Linked DNA regions of Homo sapiens: region 2 is linked to region 1. A link is a loop called in an ENCODE intact Hi-C map of the cell type or tissue named here. Cell type or tissue: heart left ventricle. All regions are shown on one strand. Each heading gives the region's core, and the rest is flanking DNA. Links, peaks and the distances in the headings are about the cores only.

Evidence for each region. A loop is a pair of places that touch in the nucleus more often than their neighbours do. Peaks named below come from ENCODE experiments on the same cell type or tissue, not always from the same donor. Only the 100,000 strongest peaks of a DNase experiment are listed, where the experiment ranks them.
Region 2: a loop joins it to region 1, with 3 times the contacts of the local background. A loop is called at or near these places in 3 of 110 quality-filtered maps.

What each region holds. Positions count from the first base shown.
Region 1 is chr4:159,245,724-159,254,067 of GRCh38, forward strand. The region is part of intron 7 of RAPGEF2 (Rap guanine nucleotide exchange factor 2); the gene reads left to right. Among named protein-coding and RNA genes, the nearest start is that of MIR3688-1, 120 kb to the left of the region's middle. In heart left ventricle, for the core only: no CTCF peak of the experiment used is centred there; a DNase peak (open chromatin) is centred at 5,268; H3K4me3 peaks cover 1,055 bases; H3K27ac peaks cover 2,232 bases.
Region 2 is chr4:159,293,624-159,301,967 of GRCh38, forward strand. The region is part of intron 7 of RAPGEF2 (Rap guanine nucleotide exchange factor 2); the gene reads left to right. Among named protein-coding and RNA genes, the nearest start is that of MIR3688-1, 170 kb to the left of the region's middle. In heart left ventricle, for the core only: no CTCF peak of the experiment used is centred there; no DNase peak of the experiment used is centred there; H3K27ac peaks cover 574 bases.

The DNA.
Region 1 (8,344 bases), core at 293-8,292:
CATTCCTCTTCCATCATCTTCTATTCCTCCCCTGATTTTAATGAGGAAAAAACCCAGCTCTTCCATTTTCCTAGTTTGGAAAGAGGAAAACTGTACAGAGAAATATTAGACTAAAGATTGAAGAAAACTTGGCCAAATTGTAGAGGTTATGTGTCCCAACTGACATTTCATAATTTCCATCCTTCCTAGGCTGGTGGCAATGTTAAAATGCTCTCCATGCTTTAAAATTCTGGTTGACCCCACACCCCCACTCCTACTTACCCAAAAATATGGCTCCACTTTATACAAATCTGAATCAGGAGACTTTGAACACAGTGTAAATAAAACATACTTATAAAGTTTCAGTCAGTACAAAAATTTTAAAATGATGAAAACTTATTGGTCGTGTAAAAGGATATCTCCCACACATTTTATTAGTAGTCCTTTTCTACAGTGTGAATATACACTGCAGAGTACTGTTTCATAAAGATACATTGAATTTTCCAGTAGATGAGGCTTAATGTTCTTAGAGATAACATGCAAAAGTAATGGAAAATACTACATAAGATTAAATTAATATAATGTAAATTGAATGCCATATAATATTAAACTTTATGGAAATAATTTCTGTTGTAGTCAGTGATAATACAATATTTTTAAAATGTGGCAGCAATGTAATAAGATTGATTCATGTATGAGGCTTATGAAAATCAGTCCCATTTTAAAACTAAGGTTATTATTCTGTATAATAATATAAGGCAAATTCTATTTCTTACAATGGGTGTATAAGATATAACCATTCCTAGGATATACCTTAAATATCTCTGAAGTCAGTATTTCTCCTGAGATAGAGTTAAGTTGGTTTCTCCTTCAGTTAAAGACTCCTTGGTAGTTTTGGTTAGTTTCAAAAGTCATTCAGCTATTGAAACAATGAAAACATTACAGCATTTAGTTTCCGTGATTGTGCACATTTATTTGACATTTAGGCTTTCTGACTTGAGTTATGTTCTTAAATAAGAAGTAGGCAATATTTTTACTCATATCATGTCTTTGCTTTATCATTTATTATTTATTCAGTTTTTTACTGAGGTTTCTTTAGGTTTGACTCAGTATTTGCTACTTAAGAGGGTATGTTTTGGGTAATACATCAATAACTTGTATAGCTAGTAAATTTCCTAGAATATTTAAGGACTTCAAATTTTACCTTCAGTTTATGTGATATCACACCTGGCTATAATTTATATGATATTTAAAAATCTGTTTATGTATATATATGAGAAATTATTCAAATACAGGGGAAATTTCTTAGTTATCTTAACATTTTTTATCCTTTTAAAACTTAAATTTATCAAACATTTGTTTGCTTAATTGTACCTGAAGGCTTGTCTTCAATATTACTATCAGTGTCTCTCTGTGAATTATAATGGGATGGAGTTTCAGGAAATTTGTGTATTTTATTTCTTGTATCATAGAAAAGCTCAATATTTTCATTTATATATTTTTGGTCATTTAACAAATATTCATTGAGTGCCCACCATGTTTCAGGTCTGTCCCAGGCTCTAGAGATATAAAAGTCAACAACACAGGAGAATCTGCCTCCTTTGCCCTTACAATCTCACAGGGAATACAGATAAATAAATGGTACACACCCAGGGCCCCTACAGGAGTCGGGGATGGTTTCATGAACCACCTGAATATCTTGGCTCAAAGAAAGATATTTTGTACAGAAAGAATCTTATTTGTTCAAAGACTTAGAGGTTGAGTGGTTATAGGGTTTTTGAAAGCCATGTTGAAAGTTGAACTTTTTCATGACTGTAAGGAACAACAAAGAGACTGAAGCAGAGGTGTGACATACTGAGATTTACATTTAAATAAACTACTCTGGCTCCAAGATGGAATAAATTTTGGGGATAGGGATGGTAAAGTGGGACCACAAGACCTGGTTAAGTAATGGAAATGGAAGTGGTGGCTAGAACATGGCAACTGGAGTAAGAATGAAAGGTGAGGGATTTAGGTGGTATTCAGGGAGAAGAAAGTAGAAATAATTTGTTTCTTTTTTTTTTTTTTTTTTTTTTTTTGAGGCAGAATTTCACTCTTGTTGCACAGGCTGGAGTGCAATGGTGCAATCTGGCTCACCGCAACTTCTGCCTCCTGGGTTCCAGCGATTCTCCTGCCTCAGCCTCCCGAGTAGCTGGGATTACAGGTGTGCACCACCAGGCCTGGCTAATTTTGTATTTTTAGTAGAGACAAGGTTTCTCCATATCCGTCAGGCTGGTCGCGAACTCCCAACCTCAATTGATCCACCCGCCTTGGCCTCCTAAAGTGCTGGGATTACAGGCGTGAGCCACTGCGCCCGGCCGAAATAATTTATGTTTCAAAATAAAACTTTAAATAGCTCTAATTCATTAATTTCTGATGATTTGCTTTGTGGGCAGTACTTTCTATTCCAATAGTGTTTAATGACCATATTGTATATGAATATAAATACATGACTGAGAGTTTGAGGTAGATTAGTTTCAAGCAGATTATTCTTTAATCCAGGAAAGCTAAATAGAAATGTGAAAACTGGATTAGGTAATAAAGAATGGAAAAGAGGATGAAGAGAGAGTGTTAGAGAGTGATATACATACAAATAAAACCTGCCACAAATTTTACTAAAATTTATTGTTTGGATGCCTGATGCTTTATGTTTTCATCAGAAGAGTCTTAGGAGAGTGGTGTCAAAAGTATCCTTTGCTTTTCACGCCCATTATCGGCAGGTTTACTAGTTCCTCTTTACCCTAAATTATGTTGCATTTTAACATCCTGCAGAAAGCTCCCTGTGGAAAAGTCTCTGAACAATGGGTGGATGTAACAATACTGTGCTGTGTGTGCTGCAATTTCTGGCAAAATGCAGCATGTTAAAGCTGCTATAGTGGTCTCAACCTCCTTGCTTTAGGGGGACTAACTCTCTTTCTTGCAGTTACAATCAGGTATTTACGTTGATTTAATTTATACGGATTGGGAAATTGCACTATAGCATATGTACAGAAATTGAAATGTAAATCAAGAAATAGTTTAGAAAATAAAATGATTTCTCATGCTATTAACAGCATGCATTGTAAATTCATGCAAGGCAGTTAAGAATGGTATGCAGTGTGCTGTTTACCCAAGTTTCAGCTTCTGTTGAAGGATGTCTATTTTTATATATTACATCATCTCTGCTACAGAACTCCGGTGTCCACTGGGATTTACTGTTCTTTCATTCCATTTTGAAAGAAAGCTTGTATTGATGTCATAATTGGACCCATCTTTTGGTTGCACTTGGAAATTGAAAGTAATAAGGGTGTTGTGTAGCAAGTCATGCAATATTTCAAGCGATTTATTTGTCGAAAAGATCACTGTCACTTTGTCTTGCCTCTCCTTGTGAATACTGGTGGCTCTCTGTGCTTGTACATGTTTTAAATATACTTGGCTAAAATTTAGCTTTTAATTGCAACAGCGAAGATGCTTTTCATCTTCGACTGTTTCATTTCTTATCATGTGATTTTTTTTTTTGTCATGAGATTTTGCAGAGCTACATGCTGATTTTAAAAAAAGTCTCTTTTTTTTTTTTTTTTTGAAAAATCTACTTTGATATTCAGACCTATTTCCTGCCAGTGCTGAATTGATCTTTTTTACAGTTATCTGTTGTAAGTTGTCTGTTTTCACTGTTTGAAATATCAGGTGATTGGAAATACTCTCTTTTGGTTTTGAATGCAGTTTTAAAACATTATTAACCTGAAATGCCTCTCTGTTAGCTGGAAGATATTGCTGACTTCTGGACAAAACTCTAGCATTTTATGGAATATATAGATGCTAGGTTTTAAATCACTTGTGAAAGAAAATATTTTAATTATTTATATTAAGATAATTAAAAATACCTAATAATGCTATACGTATTTATCTATATAAAATTTCCCCCTTATTTTCTCTGAAAAATTTAGTCAGTATTATCTGTACTATTTTAATAGTAAACTTTTTTTTTAAAAACTGATCAGGGAAAAACCTCCACTTCTTTTTCCCAGTAACAGCTTATTTGAGATATAATTCACATGCCATACAATTCACCTATTTAAAATACATAAGTTAATTGTTTTTCTTTTTTGGTTAAAGAAACCCAGATACCATTAATGTTACCATCTTAACATTTTTATGATACAGCTCAGTAGGGTTAAGTATATTAGTAGTAAACTGGACTGACTGAGCATATCCATTTCACAGATGTACTGCCTAGCATCCTTTGTGGTAATTAAAATTACTCGTATTGGGAAATATCAAGGCAAAAAAGTAAAATAAAATTACACATAGGCTAAAAAATACCTTTAAAGATATTTTGGGAAAAAGTAATTGTAGAATCTATTTTTAAAACCTTACTAAATAATTTTATTATAGCAGTTTCTTATGGACTCAGTAAATGATCAGATATCCTCCCCCACCCCCTTAAATCTTCCTTTCTTTTAAGTAGAAGACAGAAGACAACATATATGGTGCAGTGTGTACTGCTCGGGAGATGGGTGCACCAGGATCTCACAAATCACCACTAAAGAACTTACTTATGTAACCAAATACCACCTGTACCCCAATAACTTATGGAAAAATAAAAATAATAATAATTAAGTGGAAGACAGGTGGTAGTTGGATGCAATATGACATTTGAAATAGCTGGCCTAGGGGAGAAATGGTATGGCAGCAGAGTGGACCAAATCTGTAATATGAATTGCTGATTTGGATAAATAGTGGAGTAATTACAAAGGGAAATATTTGAGGATGAAAAAGAAAATACTCAGGCTGTCTTGATTTTTACTCAGATGTCTATGAGAATAGCAATGGTAATCTGCCATTTGTGGTTTCAATACAATGCAGAAGACATTTGAGGGTATTAGAAAATAAAACCTCAAAATAAGTTGTGACATTTCCCTTTCACCAATTATTAGCACTCTTCTTTTTTTTTTTTTTTTTTTTTGGGACAGGGTCTCTTGCTCTGTCACCCAAGCTGGAGTGCAGTGGCGTCATCTTGGCTCACTGCAACTGAGAGGTGACAACGTGCTAGCAGCCCTCGCTTGCTCTCGGCGCCTCGGCCTCGGCATCCACTCTGGCCATCCTGGAGGAGCCCTTCAGACCGCCACTGCGCTATGGGGGCCCCTCTCTGGGCTGGGCGTGGCCGGAGCCGGCTCCCTCTGCTTGCCGGGAGGTGTGGAGGGAGATGCGCAGGTGGGAACCTGGGCTGTGCGCCACGCTCATGGGCCAGCACGAGTTCCCAGTGGGCACAGGCTTAGCAGGCCCTGCACTCAGAGTGGCCCGCCGGTGCTGCTGGCCAGGGCAGTGAGGGGCTTAGCACCTGGGTGAGCAGCTGTGGAGGGTGCGCCGGGTTCGCCAGCACTGCCAGCTGGCCCGCCTGCCTGCCCGCCCTGCACTTGAATTCTCGCCAGGCCTCAGCCACCTCCCCATGGGGCAGGGCTCGGGACCTGCAGCCCGCCATGTCCGAGCCCCCCACCCTCCGTGGGCTCCCGTGCTGCCTGAGCCTTCCCGACGGGCGCCGTCCCTTGCTCTGCAGCGCCTGGTCCCATCGACTGCCCAAGGGCTGAGGAGTGCAGTGTGGGACTGGTGGGGAGCTCTGCCCGCGTCCCAGGCGTGGGATCCACTAGGCAAAGCCAGCTGGGCTCCTGAGTAGAGTGGGGACTTGGAGAACTTTTGTGTCTAGCTGGAGGATTGTATATGTACCAATCAGCACTCTGTGTCTAGCTCAGGGTTTGTGGATGTACCAGTCAGCACTCTGTATCCAGCTAATCTGGTAGGGACTTGGAGAACTTTTATGTCTAGCGAGAGGATTGTAAATGCACCAATCAGCACTCTGTCTAGCTAAAGATTTGTAAACGCACCAATCAGTGCTCTGTGTCTAGCAAGTCTCGTGGGGACTTTGAGAACTTTTATGTCTAGCTAGAGGGTTGTAAATGCACCAATCAGCACTCTGTGTCTAGCTCAGGGATTATAAATGCACCAATCAGCACCCTGTCAAAACGGGCCAATCAGCTGTCTGTAAAATGGACCAATCAGCTCTCTGTAAAATGGACCAATCAGCAGGATGTGGGTGGGGTCAGATAAGGGAATAAACAGGCTGCCCAGTTTGCCGCCGCGATCTGCTTGGGTTCGTTTCCACAGCGTGGAGTAAATTTTGCTGCGGCTCACGCTTTGGGTCTGCCACGTCTTTAAGAGCGGTAACACTCACCGCGGAGGTCTGCAGCTTCCCTCCTGAAGTCAGAGACCACGAACCCACCAGAAGGAACAAAGACACATCTGAACATCTGAAGGAACAAACTCTGGACACACCATTTTTAAGAACTGTAACATTCACCGTGAGGGTCTGTGGTTTCATTCTTGAAGTCAGCCAGACCAAGAACCCACCAATTCCGGAGACACAACTCCACTTTTCAGGCTTAAGAGATCCTCCCACCTCAGCCTCTTTAGTAGCTGAGACTACAGGCGTGAGCCAGCACACTCGTGTTTTTTGTAGGGACAGGGTTTCGCCATATTGCCCAGGCTGAGTTTGAACTCCTGAGCTCAAGCGATTTGCCTGCCTTGGCCTCCCAAAGTACTGGGATTATAGGCGCCTGGCCCTGTATTTCTTTATACAAAAATTTAAACTGAACCTTTAAAAAAAATGTTTCAATCATCAGGACTTTTGGAACACTTAAGAAAGTTTTTAGAAAGGGATCATTTTGCCATTTGTTAATTTATGAAATAAGCATATCCCTAACCAACTGGGATGTAGAGAATACTTGAGCATCGTTGATATTCTTGATGTCATTTACAGTGGGCATTTTTGAGGAATACTGACGGCTCAGTTTAAAAATTACTCTGTAGTATAAACTTTTGCCTAAATTTTAGTATTAACTTTGGTTAGACTGAAAGAGCAGCCAGCTATTCTGCAAGCGGATTAAGTTGTCAGAGGGTTCTGCTGAAGTGGGTGTAAACAGGAAATCTAAGGACAGTTGATAACTGCATTCTTTCACATCAGCTAAGAGAGGCCGATTGTTTTCTAGTTGCAGCAGTTTTCAAACAGTTTCATCTCTGGACTCCTTTAAACTTCTAAAAAAAATTTTTGGCTCTAATGAGCTTTTGTTTATTATTTACCATATTAAAAATTGAAACAAAAAGTTTTAAATATGTATCCATTGATTAACTTAAAAATAGTGATACACCCATTACACATTAACATGAGGGTTTTTAAGGGGAAATATAAAACAAATTTATAAGAAGAATGATAGTGTTTGATACTTTAGCAAATATGTTTAATATTGGTCTAATAGACAGTTGGGTTCTCACATCTGTATTCAATCTGTTGTGATATGCTGTTCTGGTTGAAGTATGTAAAGTATATGAAGAAAATCTGGCCTCACATGCATAGGTAGTTGGAAAAGGGAAGAGTATTTTAACAGCTTTCAAAAATAAATGTGGGTGTTCTTTCAAAGACTGCACCAAAATTTGACCAGTAGTGGTTTCTTAAAGATCAGTTGCAATGAGGAATTTAAAACCATGTTAGTGTAACTTGCCTTACTCTCTTTTATTAAAACCCATTGGTCTTAATTGCACAATGAAAGGATCTTTTTACTTATGCATACTTTTGTAACATCATGCATTGGTCACTGGGTTAAACAGTCTTCTGAATTTTGGCGCATTATACAATATAAAGAAAAGTCACATTTGTTAATACCACCACAGATCTCATAAAGAAAGGGCCTTAATTATTAAGAAGCTGTCAGACTTACTGTGTTAGATATGTTTTTCAAAATTCTTTTAGTTGAAACTTCAAATTTTATCATTAGCAAATTATTATCATCTGTTTTTCTTCAAATGACAAGCTCATTTTGTTCGTTTTTAGAAAATACCTGCCAGATACCCAATTCCGAATAACCATAGTTTTTTTTTTTATTATTTGTTCTTTCAAATGAAAATGTTTTTCTGTGGCCAGGCGCGGTGGCTCATGCCTGCAATCCCAGCACTTTGGGAGGCCGAGGCGGGCGGATCACGAGGTCAGGAGATCGAGACCATCCTGGCTAATACGGTGAAACCCCGTCTCTGCTAAAAATACCAAAAATGAGCTGGGTGTGGTGGTGGGCGCCTGTAGTCCCAGCTACTCGGGAGGCTGAGGCAGGAGAATGGCGTGAACCCAGGAGGCGGAGCTGGCAGTGAGCCTGGGGAACAGAGCGAGACTCCGTCTCAAAAAAAAAGAAAATGTTTTTCTGTGAAAAAAAGGTGCCAGTTCACTTACGACTGGAATAATTGCACGTCTTTTCCTTGAGACAACCATTGTACATTGTAACAAAAGTGCTTTATGCAAACTTCT
Region 2 (8,344 bases), core at 258-8,257, 48 kb after region 1:
AGTATTTGTTTAGGATAATGCTAGCTATTGTACCAAACAAAACAAAATATAATGGTTCAAACACAGTAGACTTTCTTTTAAGTCTCCTTTTCATAAATCTGATGGTGTTCTTGATCAATGGACAAATTCCTTCTAGATAGTGGTTCAGGGTTGCAGCCCCTCTCCATTTTTTGGCTCAGTTGTGTTTAACCTTCAATGCAAAGCTTGCGTTTTCTTCCAACAGAGACTCTCTTTAATGGAAAGGGAAAGATCATGGAGGGTCTCATGTGTAAGGTTGTTATGAGTAAGATATAGAAGTGGCGTACTCACTTCTAACTGTTCATACTCCAGTGGTTTGAACTCAATTGGCACTTACGTAACCGGAAGGGACGTTGGGAAATGTAATCTAGCGATGCACCCAGCAAGAGAGCACTGGTGAATAGCTAGCCAGTCTCAGCCATGCTACTGTATGTAGATCTAAGTTCATTTGCATTTAGGTGTAAGATAGCTTTATAACTTTTAAAGAGTTAAAAATTAATTATGGGTTAATGTTTTTAATTCTGTGTAAGGCCTCCTTCCCAAACCCAACCTTTTTTGTTCACAAAGAAGGCAGCTTAGAATCCTCCATGGATCCCATAGGAATCTTTTTTCTTTGACTTTAAACACTCATTTCCCGAGCTCCATACTCCATTGAGCATTTCTTCAGTTGGGATAACTAAGTGCAGTCCCTTTGGAGCTCATCAAAGTTGTTGTCTAATTGGTTATAGAAGCCATCTTCTGATCGTACCAGCAGCTGCCTCCCTCTCCAGGGATTGCCGCTTCCATAGCATCAGTCCCACTAGGTTCTGGAAAACAAGAGGCTGAGAACTCAAGTTTTAGTAATTGTAGAATATTACCAGTATTTCTATATTAATTAGTATTACAGTCTAAATGGTATGATTGCATGATTTGCTTATAGTTCATAAACATAGATTTTGGAGCCTGTTACTGAGGGTTTTGGACAAGCCACTTGAGCTCTTTGAGCTTCCATTTCTTCCTTCCTTCCTTCCTTCCTTCCTTCCTTCCTTCCTTCCTTCCTTCCTTCCTTCTTTCCGTCCGTCTGTCCGTCCTTCCATCCTTTCCTCTCACTCTGTCACCCAGGCTGGAGTGCATTGGCATGGTCTTGGCCCAGTGCAAACTCTGCCTCCCAGGTGCAAGCTATTCTCGTGCCTCAGCCTCCCAAGTAGCTGGGAGGTGCATGCCACCACGCCTGGCTAATTTTTATATTTTTAGTAGAGACAGGGTTTCACCGTGTTCGTCAGGCTGGTCTCAAATGCCTAACCTCAGGTGATCTACCTGCCTCGGCCTCCCAAAGTGCTGGGATTACTGGCGTGAGCCATCGCACCTGGCCCGAGCTTTCATTTCTTCAGCAATGAAGTGCAACATCTGGGCTCTTCATAGATATTAGAACAAAGAGACAAAGTATGAAACGTTCAGCGTATTGCCCATTATACAATACAGGCCCCCTCGCCCCAAAGCTATCGCAGTAATTATTATTAACATTAAGAGAAAATATACAGAGGAGTTTGGAATTTAAAATAGATGAAATACTACCCAGAGCATGACTTTTAAATCACCCAACTCAGTACCAACAGTTGGTGTGTTTTTCATTGAAAGTTCTTGGACTGAATGACCTAGAGAATTTTTTGGAATCTCCCAAAGGGATTTATGCATTTCAAATGAGTGGTTGTTGATGGTTGAAAATGAATTGAAAAGGAAAAGGAATTATATGCAGAGTGCATGCCTGTGTGTATGCATTTGTGTGTGTGTGTGTATGTATGTGTATTTGAAATGAGAATGGTCTGGCTGTCACTTGAAATCCATCATAAAACTGTTTATTAACAGGCAACAGGACATTTCATTTGGCCATATATACATTAATCAACTACCTCCGTGTTTCTATGGAAACTTGTATAAACAGTTCGATTGTACCATTTGAGGTCTCAGATAAACATTTTCAATGACACTTTCAATGGTTCTAATAATAATTCTACTATTGTTCTTGATGCCAGATATCTCAGATATCTTTCTTAAAGTGATAGAATTAGTTGACTAGCATAAGAGAGAGAGAGTGTGTGAGTGTGTGTGTGTGTGTGTGTGTGTGTGTGTGTGTGCGCGCGCGCGCGCGCGCGCATGCACATAATGTTTTTTCTGACCTTCAGATGTTGGGGAAATTATATAAAAGACAAGGTTTTGTTTCCACCAAAATCAACTATCAGAAAATAAGCCACCTTAATCTTTTATATAATGAAGTTCTCTCTCAATTTAGTTTATTGTTTTTAAAGAAGGATGTATTTTTCCATAAGGAAAATTAATCAGAAATGACCCCAAGCGATCTTAGCTTGGAATGTTTATAATTCACATGATGGAATTGGTATAAGGGAGTTAAAGAAGTTTTACATAGATTTAATAACGAGGCCTGAATATGTGATCTCAGAATTGCAATTACTGGATATTACCATAAACCTTGTAAAGATTAATTTATAAAGCAAAAAGTAAATGATGGTTGTTGTAAAGAACTTGCAAGAAAAATGAAAAATCAGCTTCCTGAATGTTATACAGCACTGTGTCATTTATAGACACATCACTACCTTAAACAAATTAGAAGGAATGTAAACTCAATTGGATGACTCAAAAAGTGAGTCAGCTTTGCAAATGTCAAAGTCATTGATGTTGGAGATGCAGATTAAAGTTTCATGAGTGAGAAATTATTTACAATTAATATTTTTCATGTGATTTTGAAATTTGTATTTCACTAGTAATTTGATCTAAATAGCCATTTGATTGTTCCATCAATATCCATGAGAATTTTCAGGTCAATTAGTAAATTAATAAATATATTTAAGTTTAATGCTTAAGTGTGTGCTCCCTAGCCGTTCATCTGGGGCTGGAATCTGTTTCCATCACCTTTTCGCTGTGTGATCTTGATGCAAATCACTTTTCTGCATCTGAGGTTTCCTCCTACATAAAATAGTCCTACTAATACCTATTTTTTAAGAGTGTTGTAAAAATTAAGTAAGCTAATGTATGCAAGTACTTAGAGTAGGGCCTGTCACATAGTAACTGGTGTACAGGTGATCTAATTTTGTTATCTTTGGAAAAATGGGGCAAAGCCTCACATTTTGAAATACATGGTACTTAGATCATGCAGTTTCTCATCACATTGACGTATTCCTCTCTTCCATTTTCAAGTGAAGTTCATGTAGGTTTCCTTTCTACTCAATGCTTTCTTTGAACATTCAATGGAAAAACCCTCCTAAAAGTATTTGCTTTGAAACATTAGTCACCTTGTGACAGACAGCCAGTTTTCAACCAGTTCACTAATATTGATTATTTATTTTCCTCATCGGGGTCCCAAGTGTATTTAAATTGTCCCCATTTCATACACGCAAGAATTAATTCCTTTCTGCCTTGGGAGAGGGCTAGGGTACCATATTTCAGTAGCTAATTCCACCACATAAAGATATATATTTGGACAGCAAGCCATGTGAAATACTCATTATATAAGCCACATCTTATCAAGCCCTCTCTGTTACAACTCTAAAACATTATCATAATATAGGAAAGTAGCAAGGAACGTTTGAAATGCATCCCTTCCCCCAACCCCCAAAAAAACACACAACACAGTGGTGTTTCTGTTCAGACTGTCCTCTGAGAGGCAGTGTGCTCCGTATGGCAGGAGCAAAGCTTTGTGGTTTTACCATACTTAGTTTGTAGCATATGTCTGTGCCAAATGCATATTATTTTCGAGGCTTTTGCAGTCAAATATAATAAGGCAATACACATAAATGCACAAAACTACGCAAGTTGTTATCACTTTGAGAGAATTCTAAACTACAGAAATTTGAATATTTTATTATAAAAGAGAGTAATTGAACTATAAGCATATCATGAAAATGAAGTTATTTAGTTTGCAAAATGTATTATGGTATTCTAAGCAGTGAGTTCCTCTCCATATAAATACATGATTTATTTAAAAGGTAATATGTAGACTTTTGGGGAAATATATAGTAAGTGAACTACCATAATGGTAGTTTTAGGTATGACAGTGTCAAAACAAGTTGTTTCTTTGGTTGGCTTCTTCGTTTCCACCGAATTTGAAAAATATCTGGCCTAAGGTGGTGGAGGATGTTGTCTGGAAAAATGACAGAAGAAATGAGAAGGAATAGAGAGGCATATGTAAGGTAGATTATTTGGACCACAGTGATTATTTCATTTGATCACTCTATTATGTTATAGCCATTTCATAGAAGAAACTGAGGTACACAGAAGTTAACTAACTTGCCCAGGTTCACTTGACTTAGGAGGTAGTTGAACAGAAGATTAATCCGTATATGGCTAACATGAGGCTTCTGTCTTCTGAGCCTGGTAAGAAGCTGGAAGAATGTTAAGTAATTACAAATTGTTAATTTTGGCAGTTTTCTCCAGTAGATAAAAGCAAATAAATTTTTGCAGACCTATTCTTATAAAGCATAGTTACATCAACACCTTAAAAAGTCTACCTGTAGTTTAATCAGAAAAACATTAGGCCTTATCTTATCAGTTTATTAAGTTATTAACTCATGACACATTTAGAAAACTTTTGTTTCCTGACATTATATATATTTATTAGCAAAATAAATTTTATATTTTACAAAAATCTTTCTCTTTGCTTTGTGGAATACTGATCTGATATATGAAGACTTCAAGGATGGGTGTTGTATCTAGGGTATATATAAAGGGGTTATGAAAGGAGCCAAAATTACTGTGGTGAATAATATTTAAAAGTCCAAATGTTTACTTTTTCTTGTGTTCTTACAGAGATAGGATTTAAAGAAATAAAAGATGATCAGATTATAAACTGGTCTTTAAAATGAGCTACTAAAAAATTTCCTGCCTCATCAAGCTGCATGTAGAAACAAGTCAGAGTGTCAGAACTAGTAGTACCTGAAATGATTAATAGCAGAAAGGAAAGAAAAAGGAAGACAGTGTGGGTGTGTATGTATGTGCATGCCTAGAGAAAGAGAAACAATATGAATGGCTTTTAAAATAACTTGAGTTCCAGAGGGAGTGAAAGATCGTGTCTATAGCTGGGTGAGTTTGGCCACGAAAGCCCTTTCTGGGAATAGCTCAATAATCCATTGGCATCTAGGCTTAGATTCCAGCTACAGGAATCATGAAGCTGGAAGGGACCTGCGCCTTGCAGAGTCTGGTCCGTGATGATCTGTACTTAACACTTTAGTCATTTCTGTGTGCCAGGCACTTCTCTAAGTCCTTCACACCCATTTATTTATTCAGTCCTCACAACACAGGCTTTCAATAAATGATGGATGAATGCTGAATGAAAATATAGTATCCTTTATTTTTTACAAATACCTCAGAGAAAAATAGAAAATATGTCTAGGAATATACTTACTCCACCTTGTAGAGATTAAAAACGTGAACATAAAGACTCAAAACCCTGACAATGATATGGGGAAAGCAGTGTTCATTTGGGTAAATTCTGAGTGATGCATCTTAATATGAAGTTAGTTTTAGTCACTAAGTGTGATATTTATTTTACTTTAAGTAGATTTATTCAAGGTAAGATGCCTGGGAAAATTGACTAGATTCCAGTGATCATCACCCCAAACCTTGTGCATTCTGTTATAACTGTTACTTAAAGTGGTTCCAAGATTAGTTTGGGAAATTATCAGTTAAATACATTTCAGTCAATAGACAGTATTTTTTTGTTTTTAACTATTGGATTTCTCAGCAGTCCTAAGATGATGATGATATGTATCTTGGACCATGAAACTCTCTTTTACATTAAAAAAAAAAAAAAGACAGAGAGAATAAGCCTCTGTTGATAATAAAATTCCACAAAACTCATCCCTAAAACTTGGGGATCTGGTACCACAGATGCTGCGCTATATCAATAATTAGTAATTCAGGACGGAAAGGAAGAAGAAGGGCAGCCACCCTTGTTTGTACTGCACTGTCACCAATTTTAGGTATTTTACCAATTTAACTTTTTTTTTAACTTATTATTACTTATTTACTTATGAGTATTTACTTATTGGTATCAGAGACTTCAAGGCATCCATACTCATCTTTATGTTCAAGATCGAGTTCATTTATTAGCTAGTAATTTTATAAATGCCAACCATTAGATTAATCAGTGATTATCAAATTCCTATTTATATATTATAGAGACTTAAATAATGTGTAGAATTTACTTTTACAAAGCTAATTATGGTAGCATCTGTTTGTCCTACATAATAAAAAAAAAAGCTATTATACAAATGATACCAAGGTTTTATGAAACTACAATTAGTTTTAGGTTTATGCTTATATAAAGTATTACTTCCTGTGTGCCAGGCACTTCTCTAAGTCCTTCACACCCATTTATTTATTCAGTCCACACAACACAGGCTTTCAATAAATGATGGATGAATGCTGAATGAAAATATAGTATCCTTTATTAATATTATAAAGTATTAAAAGTGTAAAGTAATACTTATAAAGTATTACTTTATATACTTTAATACTAATATACTTTATGTAAGTATTACTTTATATATGCATAAACCTAAAATTAATATAATCTGATTTAAACAATATATAATTAATATAATCTGATTTAAGTCTGATTTAAGAATCTGATTTAAATATTACCCTTGTTTCTTATATATTTAGCAGTGTTTGTGGTTAAACTATGATTCAACCATTTGCCTAAGAGTAGTTTATTAAAATTGTCATTCACAGGTGGTGTTTTTTAGGACTATAGGTTGCTTGCTCCAGGAACAAAAAATTGAGCAGTAATATATTTATATAATCGAATATTAAAATAAATATTTAAGTGATAAAAATGAAAAATATAGGTGAAAAGATTCCTTGGAATTGTGTTCTTAATGAATTGTTGGGAAATACATTGGTATTAAAAATACATAAAATGTGTTACTTTTTCATTTAATTAACTTAATTATTGATTTTATTCAGGTAATTACTGTATATTTCTAGCTTTATAAATTTTATTTTTTGAACAGAATTTCTGTTATAAATGGTGGCTACAGTCGCAAGATAATTCACAACCTCAATTTAATCTGTAATTTAATTAAATAGCGTACTATACATAGTAATTTAAATTGGGACTGGGTCAAGCTTAGAAAAAAGTTTAGAGTAAGGGATGCTTGCTGTCACGTTGTGCCTTGTATATATTTCTCAGATCTGTGTTTCCCTGATGGCCTTGGGTTTAAATGTGGGCATCTGCCCCTGTGTCTGCCTCCTGACTCTCAACCCCTACATGGTTTGTTTGCCTCCTAGAAACTCCATTTTTCCTAGGCATGGGCTCAGGCCTCTATTTCATTAGAGTGTCATGGCAGAGTCAAATCAATGCATTTCAGTTTCTTTCCTTATGGGAACACCTTTTATAACATCTCCCATTCCATAACTTGACTGATGTGTATTGTCAATAAAATTTAATAATAATGCCAGATGTGGTGGCTCATGCCTGTAATCCCAGCACTTTAGGAGGCCAAGGCGGGTGGATCACTTGAGGCCAGCAGTTTGAGACCAGCTTGGCCAACATGGTGAAAGCCTGTATCTGCTTAAAAAAGAAAAATTAGCCGGGGTCGTGGGCGCCTGTAATCCCAGCTCTTTGGGAGGCTGAGGCAGGAGAATCGCTTAAATCCGGAAGGGTGGAAGTTGCAGTGAGCTGAGATTGTGCCACCCACACCCCACCCGGGGCGAGGTGACAGAGCAAGATTCTGTCTCCAAAAAGAAAAAATTAATAATAGTATTGTTATCCTAATTGGTGGGAAAAGATTTTAAGGTTTTTTTGAACATGGCATCTATTCTTACATATCTCATATTAAAAGGCATTTAATCAATGCTAATTTATATATGCATTTACTTTAATATATCATTATTTCATGCCATTCTGCAAAGAACACAGATAGTGCGGAGAAAGGGATAAAAACAGTGTTTGCAGTGGCTCACACTTGTAATCCCAGCACTCTGAGGAGGGAGGATTACTTAAGGCCAGAAGTTTGAGACCAACCTGGGCAACATAGAGAGACCCTTTTATTATCTACAAAAAATTTTAAAATTAGCTAGACATGGTGGCATGTGCCTGTGGTTCCAACTACTCAGGAGGCTGAGGTGGAAGGATCACTTCAGCCCAGGAGTTTAAGGCTACAGTGAGCTATGATTGTGTCTCTACACTCTAGCCTGGGCAGTTAAGGAAGACCCTGTCTTTAAAATAAAAAATAAAAAAAAATCTTGTATTTTCTATTGTTTGTAACACCTATCACAGTGAATTTGGAGGTAGTAGAGGTTTGGAGTTAGGAATGTCTTACTTATCTTG